Linked DNA regions of Homo sapiens: region 2 is linked to region 1. Evidence: read pairs that join two places in POLR2A ChIA-PET (ENCODE). Cell type or tissue: Panc1. All regions are shown on one strand. Links, peaks and the distances in the headings refer to the core of each region. The heading gives the core; the rest is flanking DNA. Region 1 overlaps LINC01483 (long intergenic non-protein coding RNA 1483). Region 2 overlaps LINC01483 (long intergenic non-protein coding RNA 1483).

Region 1 (5,391 bases), core at 217-5,216:
GTCTTATGGTTTGAGATACACTAAGTTCTATGATCCCATGCAATTTAACTACATTTAAAGTACCTCATTGACACAACTTTATTTATACTGAAAACAACATAATCACATTATGTTAACCTTGCCTGGTTATTGTGAGGATTAAATGAGATGATGTTTGTTAAGGACTTGGCATAATGCATGTATCATTTAGCCTTTTTGGTATAACAAACCACTCCAAAACTTAGTAGATTAAAACAACAAACATGTATTATTTCTTAAGAATCTCTGGATTGTCTGGGTGGGTCTTTTGATTGGAATATTTTGGTGTAGGATGGCCTCACTCACATATCTGGTGACTGGTTTGTTTTCAGTTGGGGTAACAGGGAAGACTTGACCATTAATTTTTTACCAACCAGCAGTGTTTCCAGGAACAGTAGGATATGCTAGTACCCAATGAGTAAGTACCTTTCAAGTCTGGTAGTATCCCATTTGCTACTGCTATGATTTCACTGGCCATGGAAGGTCACATCACCAAGCCCAGAGTGAGGGTAAGAGATGACTAACTGAGAGCATTGATGCAGGGACACCAGTTATTTGGACCATGTTTGTAGACTGCCATCCATACTGCCTGACAAGTGGTATGTGTTTTATAAATGAGTTATCTTATGAATACTTTCATCCAAAAATATGTCAATAACAGAAGAAAAGACATGTTTACTAGGGATCAATGGGCTTCTGAGATAAGCTTGGAGAGCTATACATTATACTGTCTACTTTCTGAATAAACACAAACATCTCCTCCAAATATGAATGGTATAGAAACATAGGTATTTAAATGTATGCATTCAGAATAAACTGTGTTGCTGAAACATATTCAATATTTACTGCTTTAATCTAGTTCCCCTTCACTTACTGGGGACATTAAATGTAGATTAAGGACATAGACTTGGGAATGAAATTTTCTGGATTTAGATATTGGCTAACTTTATAGCAATATGAGACATAAGCAGGTACTCAATTCTTTGTTTCTCAGCATCCTCATCTGTACAATGAGAGATATTAATAGAATGTAACTCATGATTTGGATGAGAATTAATGAGTGTATGTGTGTCTAGCATTTAGGACAAAACAGCGCCTATCACAGAGTGAGCATTAACTATTAGCCGTTATTATAATTATTTACAAGTGACTCCGAATCATCTAAATGTGAATTGGATTATTCATAGATAACTGAGCATGCTTTAGTAATGTTTTCTCCATGTTTCTATTTAACATGTTTTTATATAATTAAAATTCAAATTTTAATATTAATCGATAATCTTAGTGTTCAATAATAGACTAGTAGTATTGAAAAGGAGACCTTATTTCTAAAGATCAGCTCTAGAGTAATTACCTCATTTTTAAGTTCTCACAATGATTGATTTTCTGAGAATACGGAGCTGGTGAATTGGCTGCCTAGAACTAGAATATTGGTCTTGAAACTTCTTTGGTGTAACGTATTCATTTCCTACTACATGCATTACTCATGAATGAATACATGACATGAATACATTTAATTAGTAATTGAATAAATGCAGAAACTTCAACGTTAAAATGTTTTTTTTTTTTAAGGTGTTGGTTATGGAATAATTGGGAGATGCAAAGATGGCTGCCTATACTTTGTTCTTAATTTGGGGAAGGTTTAATTGAGACCTTGAATTTAAATTTGAAAAACTTTTCATTTCAAATTTGCCATAATTTATTTTCTCTCTAATGTAGGTTTTAAACATTTTTGACCCTTCTAAGCTGACCTTTGGAATTCTTTAAAAACACACATGTAGATGTTGGGGTAGCTTGATGTCCCAGTGCCTTGGATCTTAGAAAGGAATTCATGTTGTGAAATAAATATGATCCTTGTTTTAAGTTTGTTTTGGACTTAAAGGTCATTCTGCAACAAATTAGTTCACAAAGATGACATAACAGCAAAGCAAATAGTGGCACTTGGAGCAGAATTTGAGCTTCTGAATAAAAATTCAAATTAGCCAAAATAAAATAAAATAAAAAAGTTAAATTGAAAGTGGGTGGATAGTACACATGGCCTCAGTTCCAGATGTCCCTTTTATGATTTCAAGGTGACATTCTGTGACTGACTGAAGTGCCAGGTTAAGAAGTCAGTGTCCATAAGACATTGTCAAAAATCCCAAGCACAGTCTCATACTAAAAGATCAGTTCTTTTGAAAGAGAGCTTTTCACTTGTTTTGAAGTTTCTGAACCCATGAAACCAACCAAGGTGGGGAATCTGGGCTCTTTTTCCCCCACCGTCTTTACCCCATCTGAATTGAGTGTTTCTCTAGGACTGCTTCCACAGTGAGGTAAACTCCAGGGCAGAGGGGCTGCTTTAAAGCAAATGAGGCCCTTAATTTATCATAAAAATGAAGACTAGTTGTTAAGGTTTTATTGGATTACAATAAAGGCTCCTAGCACTAGGAGTCTGTGGTTTGATTCCCGGCATCACTGGGGGAGCTTGAAATCATAACCACAGATTATAGCAATGAGCTTCCAAATTTCCATATCCTAAGCAAAGATGCTGCTTTCCTGGAGCTGATGTGGAATTACATGCTCTGTGATTTTAGGATATGTATTGGAAAATTTTCTGTTTGGATATCATTTCAGGAGGGCTGTGATTCTCCAATCACCTCTGTGGTCACAGCTTCAATGTTCTTAAAAAAAGAAAGAAAAATAATAAAGCAAAATGAAACAAAAGATGATTGTTGTAACTCCCTAGATTCTGTCCTCTTGTACAGCTCGAATGTTTTCATTAATTTTTTTTTCTTTCAGTGAGTTCAGTAAAAGTTCTTACCAGGCCATTTTAGGTTGTAGCAGTAGCTTAAGCAGATCATTTAGGTCTACCTCTCTTCCCAGACTCCGTATGATAAGATTGTGTTTTCTGCATGTTCTCACTCATAGGTGGGAATTGAACAATGAGAACACATGGACACAGGAAGGGGAACATCACACACTGGGGCCTGTTGTGGGGTGGGGGGAGGCGGGAGAGATAGCTTTAGGAGATATACCTAATGCTAAATGATGAGTTAATGGGTGCAGCACACCAACATGGCACATGTATACATATGTTACAAACCTGCACGTTGTGCACATGTACCCTAAAACTTAAAGTATAATAAAAAAAGATTGTGTTTTATCAGATAGACTCTAAAATCTGCCCTCTCTCATGTAAATTGTACATATATGTTAAAAAACACATACACAGATATAAAAATCAATCCATCTACATATATGCGTATACCATACATATAACTACAATTATATATTTAGTGATATGTATGGATATATATTTATATACTTTTTTAGCCTGGCAGAGAGACCATGTTGGAGCATATTGAAATGAAGGAATGGGTAAGTGGAAAATGTTGCAGGTGGTTCATGACTATCTGAGGCCGATGGAGTGGGTGGTAAAATAATTTACCAAGATAGTTGTAGGTAAAGAAAGATTTATTGGCCGGGCACGTTTGTGGCTCACACCTGTAATCCCAGCACTTTGGGAGGCCAAGGCAGGCGGATCATGAGGTCAGGAGATCGAGACCATCCTGGCTAACACGGTGAAACCCCGTCTCTACTAAAAATACAAAAAAAATTAGCTGGGCGTGGTGGCAGGCACCTGTAGTCCCAGCTACTTGGGAGGCTGAGGCAGGAGAATGGCATGAACCCAGGAGGCGGAGCTTGCAGTGAGCCGAGATTGTGCCACTGCACTCCAGCCTGGGTGGCAGAGCGAGACTCCATCTCAAAAAAAAAAAAAAAAAAAAGAAAAAAGAAAAAGAAAGATTTATTAAAGTATGAAAATATGTTGCAAGGGTGCAATGGGCAGATGAGTAAGAGAGGGGCTGACTGTGAGGAGACGAAGGCTTGCTGGGGATTTTATAGGATGGTGCTGTGTGCTGAAGAGGGCTTTGTGCAATACTGATAACGCCAAGGTTGCAGTGAGCTAACTTACAATTTTCTATCAGCCGTGGGTCTGGTGATAGCTGGGCGCCGGAAGATGGTGAGTTATTTGTGCAGGAGGGCATGTCCTGGACCATGAAGAAAGGCAAGACAGACTCATAGCCTATCTGCTTTCTCTTTTTGCTTTTCCTCGGTCCCACCAGCCTGACTTTTTTTTTTTTTTTTCCTAATTAGGACTCCACAGAAGATATAAAGAGATACATTTTATTTTTCTTCTTGTAAGATATATCTGATTGAACTGGTAAGGAAAAATAATGTCAATTTGAGTTTCTTTCTTTCTCAGATTCATTGGCACATATACATGTACTTAACTGAATGGGAACAAAACCTGTAAAAACTCATACACACCCATCATACTGCCTGAACCTCCTGGCTGTATTTGTTCTTCATTATCTAGCCTCAGAACTACCCCAACATTTTAGGAAGCCTTGTCTTTCTTTTCACAGTTGGAGAGAAAAGCGTTGATCTGTTTGGGAAGGAGAATCAGTGCCTAGCATTTTGTCTTTTGCCTGGTCCATTGACAGTTTGCGTTTTCTTCCTCCACTTCTGAATATGAGCAAATCATTTGGTGTTTTCTCTGCATAATTAAGGTGCTCTTTTCTAAAAAAGCATAATCACAGAAAACTCAGACTTAATAAGGAAGTATCTTATCTCACAGAAGTGGAAATCCAGAAATAGGGTCCTGGGGGTACTTTCACTAGTGGCTCAATAATGCCACCAAGGACTTTGGCTGATTGGATTTTTGTTCCCAAATTTTTATTTCTTCTCTGTAAGAGGATTAAATGTTTCTGCCTATGGTCACATGACTTGCCCTGTCCTTATGGGAAGAGGATTCTCCACTCTCTTCACTCCCCCACCAACCCCCTTAGCCCTCACCTTATTGACTTTGGGCTTAGCCCATACATAACATGCTCTGGACAGTAGGGAGACAGCAAGCATGACACATCCATGTAGAAAGTTTTCTGGAGTAGGTTGGCCCCAGTTCCCTTTGCAAGCTGCTGCCTTACGACTTCTGCCAAATGTTTCTACTCTTAAGGAAACACAGAATGAGACAGCCCCTTTCTGCCTCTGGATATTGAGAGCAGCAGGTCTCAGTAGTGGCTGCTGTTTAGCCTGGGTCTGAAATGAGAAGACACTTGGGGGTGAATGGAGGCCAGAAGTCCCACAGCCCTCACATGACAAAGGGAAAGAAAAGTGTGTAGTGTGTTGCCTTAAGCCACTAACACATTGGAGCTGTTTATGGTTGCAGGAAAAGCTAATTTTAGAATCCAATGTTCTTCCATACTTCCATCTCTGTCACTGCCAGTAAAGCCTGCTTTCTAAAGCTCATTTTCCTTGTGGTGGGAGAAGGGCAGGAGCAGATTCAAGCATCACCTCCAGATGTGACAATAGCCAGAGGCAGAAAGGGGCTGT
Region 2 (5,391 bases), core at 228-5,227, 160 kb after region 1:
TGCAACTTTCATTCCTAATTAACTCCATTTGGAATTGTGAAACCTCTTTTTCCTTATTCTTCTTTTTCTTCTTCTCTGTTATTCATGGACATCTGCTGCATAATCAGCTGATAGAACTGAGCCCTGTGAGGTGTTTGTTTTTATTTTGTTTTGTTATTTTATTTTGTTTTGTATTTTTTTCATAGTCAAGTACTGGACTATCAGTATCAGGAGAGTCATGGAAATGTAATAGGGATTGGGAGAAAGCCTAAAATCACAAGGTAATAAGATTAATTTCAATTATTTACATATAAATCATCAGCTTTGATCCTCTGTAAGAATAGTCCATAAACTCTGGAGCAAATGAATGATACACTACATTTTAAAGAGAGTTTGGTTTATACACATATTTTATGGACCACGTCTAATATTTAACTAGGTGAGAGCCTGAATATTGTACATTACCTGTGTCAACAAATAACTGCAAAGAGTCTGCAATGAATATCTTAATTGGGTAAAGACTCAAGTGCCTGGAGCATAACCAACACCATGCTAAAAGAAGTGAAGTCTCAGGCTGGGTGCGGTGGCTCACACCTGTAATCCCAGCACTTTGGGAGGCCAAGACAGGCGGATCATGAGATCAGAAGATCGAGACCATCCTGGCTAAAACAGTGAAACCCCGTCTCTACTAAAAACACAAAAAATTAGCTGGGTGTGGTGGCACGCACCTGTAGTCCCAGCTACTTGGGAGGCTGAGGCAGGAGAATCACTTGAACCCAGGAGGCAGAGGTTGCAGTGAGCCAAGATCACACCACTGCACTCCAGCCTGGGTGACAAAGCAAGAGCAAGACTCCATCTCAAAAAAAAAAAAAAAAAAAAAAAAAAAAAAAAAAAAAAAAAAAGAAGTCTCTGCTATTGAAAATTGAAAGATAATAATGTTCTTTGAATTATTCAAATGCATCCTTACCAGTGAATTCAAAGCATTTCTATGTTGGGACCAATGTTGTTAACAATAATAATAATAATAATAGCACAATGACTATTAGTAATCACATAAACTGATCATTAAACAATTTAAATGCATTCTTATTTAACTCTCCTGACAATCTTATGAAGTTGATGCCATTACGTCCCCATTTTAAAGATGAGAAGAGGAATTAGATCATTCACTGCAAGGTAGCACAGCTGGAAACCATCAGAGGAGTTTTAAACTAAGGCCACTGGCTCCAAAGCCTAAGATCTTTGCTACTCTGCTCTACTGCCTCTTATTCTCAACTGGCCTCTGATGGGAAACCAGAAAGGCATAGTTGCCCTCTGCTAATGGGAAAACTGAGCTTAAAGGGGCAAATACTAATTCGTTCCAAATCACCACAATTTGTGGAAAGCCTGGGTTAATATGCAATTAGAAAAAGCCAGTGTCTAAAGGACAAGAATTTTCTGTATGGTTCTTACAACCTAAAAATGGTAACTAATATCTTTTTAGGACTAATTATGTGTCAGGCACTATATATTAAGTGCCTTAACCTCAAACTCTCTTAATATTCTCAACAACCTAATGAAGTAGGTCCTATTATTAAACTCATTCCACAGACAAGAAAACTGAGGCACAGGGAGAGGAAGTAACTTGCCCAAGATCACACTGCTAGCAAGTAAGGGGACTTTGTTCCAGAGTCTGTGTGCCACTGTACCCAACTCTCTTACCTTTCCACTTGTACCTTAATCACTGAGTACCAAACCTCCTGGTGAAACTTCAGGGCTTCAAAGTCCCTTATCTTCGAATGATACAGACCAAATAAATAATGCATGAGATCAGCTAATAAGAGATCATGGAAATACTGAGTAGCAGACAAAATTGAAGACAAAATTAGTAATTTTATCATGAGAATATGACCTAATCTGGAGCTACATATGGTTCAGATTGAATTCCAAATTCATGGAAATTTGACAAATTTTTCTTTTCTTTTTCTTCCTTTTTTTTCTTTCATTGTGCAGTCTATGTTGGCAAGACAAATATTACTCACTTTGTGTGTATCTGTTTGATACTATTCCCTCTCTTTTGTTCTTTCATGCCAAATTTATAATAGAACACTGCAGGTACTCAGGCAATTTTTGAAATAATTTCAAGTAGAATTCTGAAGTGAGCATGGAAAAGACCACTGTATGTACATCCTGATGAACAGGGAAGAGACCACCATATGTTCATCCTGATGCAAAAAAAAATTTACTATTTTAACAACATTGGATCATCTAAGCTGGAAACACTGGGTGGCTGAGACTATGCAATAGACTTGGCTGATGTAACAATAACAAGCCAGGTCACAACAGCTCCATGCTTTCCAACCTTCTGGGATGACTCATTTTGTCCATATGGTTATCTAACTGACCCAGCACCATTTAATGAAATGGCTACCTTTCCCCCTCTTCACTGCAGTGCTGCCTTGTCATAAATCAGGAAGCATACATGAGTTGGTCTATATCAATGCCATTCTGTATCATTAGTCATTTTGTCTATTTGTGTGCCAATATGACATTGTCTTAATTACTGTGGTTTTATAATAGGCCTTTTGAGTGTTTATTTTCTTTACTTTTATAGCTTTGTTCAAATGGCCAAGATCTCTGTTTCAACATTGAACATAAATAGTAATAGTCTTTGCCTCATTTTTGTTGTTGGGGAAAATTTTCCATATTTTACCATTAAATATGAGGGGTTTTCTTTTTGTAGATGTGCTTATCAGTTTAAACAAGCTTTCTGCTATTCATGATTTTATAAGTTTTTAAAACCATAAACAGGTGTTAAATTTTGTCACATTTTTTCTGCATTCATTAAGATGATTGCATGATTTTCTACTGTGTTGTAAATTACATTAAGTTTTTGTAAGTAAATTACTTTAAGTTTTGAATATTACTGTTAAGTAAATCACATTAAGTTTTGAATATTAATACACTCTTGGCTACATGAAATAAGCCTTGTTTAAATGGTGTATTACTCATTTTACATATTACCGAATTCACTTTTCCAATTTTTAAAAAAAATTTTGCCTCTAAGTTTATGAGTAAGATTAGTCTGTAGTATTTCTTTTTAAAATTTTCTTTTCAGGGTATGGAATCAAGTTTTGTCCCAAGCTCTCAGAAAGGAGTTAGGAAGTACTTCCTTTATTCCCCTTAGTTTCTAAAAAAAGTTTGTATAAGATTGGTCTATTTTATTCATAAATGTATGTATGAATTCACTAGTGAATCATTCCAGATCTGGGTCATTCTCATAGGAAGGTCTTATAATTACATATTTAATTCAGATTTTTAAATTTCTTCCTTTGTCAGGTTTCATAGGTTGTGATTTTTTTTTAATTTTTAAATTTTACTTTACTGGAAATTTCACTGGCATAAAGTCATTCACAATTATCCTGTTATTATTTTTAAAAGATCTGTTGCATCTGTAGTGATGTCCCTTTTCACGTTACTGATATTGGTAGCTCATGTTTTGTATTTTCCATGTGATCTTTATGGTTTTAACCTACTTTTGCCTAGGAGTGTGTCTCTGTGTGTGTGTGTGTGTGTGCGTGTGTGTGTCAGAGATAAAGAGAGAGAGAGACAGAGAGACAGAGACAGAAAGAGGGAGAGAGTAAAAGAACGGTACCCTGCTTTGGGTTTACTGAATTTATAAGTCTGCAATTTATTCCTTTTCATCAGTCCAAAAAATATTTGCATTATTTCTTTGAATACTTCACTGGTCCATTTCTACCCTTTCCTGGAAATCCAAATACAATATGTTACAATTGAATGTCTCCCATATGAATTTTCTTCTCTTTTGTTGTTGTTGTTTCTATGCTTTACCCCCTCCATTCTTCAGCTTGAATGTTTTTCTATTGGTTTGTCTTTGAGTTCACTAATCTTTTTTGTTTTGCATTGCCTAGATTGTTCTAATGGATTCCTTGTTTCAGATAATTGCATTTTTCATTTCTAGGAGGTATATTTGATGCTTATAGCTTCAAGTTGTTTATTACATTATGCATCTTTTCATTCATTTCTTTATTTTAACCATCCTTTCCTCTGTTTTACCATAGCTATAATTGTTATTTTAATATTTTTATTTACAAATTTCACTATCTGGATAAACTGAGGTTCTACTTCTCTTGCTTAATTTTTCTTTTGACTATGAGGTAAATTATCTTGTTTCTTGGTTTTTTAAATTTAAATTTTATGACAGATTTTAAAAATCTATAAATAATGACTATAATGTCATTTTTCCCCAAGGGGAATTGTTCTTTCTTTTCTTGGGAAGATAATATGAGGGGAAGGTTTTTTTATTTCATTTATTTTATTTTATTTTATTTGAGACAGGGCCTCACTCTTTCACCCAGGCTGGAGTGCAGTGGTGTGATCTTGGCTCACTGCAACCTCCGCCTCCCAGGCTCAAGCGATCCTCCCACCTCAGCCTCCTGAGTAGCTGGGACTACAGGCATGCACTACCATGCCTGGCTAGTTTTTTGTATTTTTAGTGGAGACAGGGTCTTGCCATGCTGCCCAAGCTGGTGTCAATCTCCTGAGCTCAAGCAATCTGCCTGTTTCGGCCTCCCAAAGTGCCGGGATTACAGGCATAAGCCACAGTGGCTGGCCAGGTCATTTAAATCTAATCAGTAATTGAGCTTGGTCAGAACTGGATTGTAGTTTTAGATAGATTCAGCCCACCTCTGCTATATCGCTGATCTTCTGATTGTGATCTTGGTAGATGTGTGTCTCCTCAGACCTTAAACCCTTCAATTCAATTTTTCTGAGTTTGAGCTTAACTATTTAGCCTCCAGCCCCATGTAGCTTCAATATCTGTCAAACATCTTGAGGAAGAGATGAGCCATGGTTTAAAACAGGACCTTTTATCCTAAGTACCAAGAAATTGAGCAAAATTTTACTCTCCCTTTCAGCCCCATCCTTTTTGACTGTGGCTTTACCAGGGTTTTGATGAAAAGTCTAATGAGTCTCTACTTCTTCAGTAATATAATGTGTATCTTTTGGATCCTTTAAATTAAGCCCTTTAACCTTCCACCCAAACAGGTTCATAACCTTGCAAATCTGTTGTATTTATAGAAGGATTTTGTCACCTAAGCACCCTGAACAGATAAACACCCCACTTCCTATACTGCCTCAGCACTCAGCAAATGTCCTTTGGGGTCATGTGTCTGCGCTCTTTCAGATCTCTATCTACCATTCGGAAGTTTTCAGAAGCATTATTCGTCTTGGTTTTCTGCAGTGGAATTCCTCCACCTGTGCCAAGCCTGAGCCTCAGCTTTTGCCCAAACTTGCAAATGCCCTCACAGAAGAAACAACTATTGATTGCCAGCCCTCTTAGGAAGGGCTCTTCTCTGTTTGGAATTTTACTGCATCTAGTTCTCATTGCTTCCATAGTTTTCTGATGACTTT

Evidence for each region. ChIA-PET counts read pairs that join two places held together with the same protein. Peaks named below come from ENCODE experiments on the same cell type or tissue, not always from the same donor. Only the 100,000 strongest peaks of a DNase experiment are listed, where the experiment ranks them.
Region 2: POLR2A ChIA-PET joins it to region 1 with 5 read pairs; 3 of 35 experiments call an interaction of 5 or more read pairs at or near these places.

What each region holds. Positions count from the first base shown.
Region 1 is chr17:69,691,899-69,697,289 of GRCh38, forward strand. All of the region lies in intron 3 of LINC01483 (long intergenic non-protein coding RNA 1483), which reads left to right. Among named protein-coding and RNA genes, the nearest start is that of LINC01483, 100 kb to the left of the region's middle. In Panc1, for the core only: no CTCF peak of the experiment used is centred there; no DNase peak of the experiment used is centred there.
Region 2 is chr17:69,855,250-69,860,640 of GRCh38, forward strand. All of the region lies in intron 4 of LINC01483 (long intergenic non-protein coding RNA 1483), which reads left to right. Among named protein-coding and RNA genes, the nearest start is that of LINC01497, 100 kb to the right of the region's middle. In Panc1, for the core only: no CTCF peak of the experiment used is centred there; a DNase peak (open chromatin) is centred at 2,322; H3K27ac peaks cover 2,185 bases.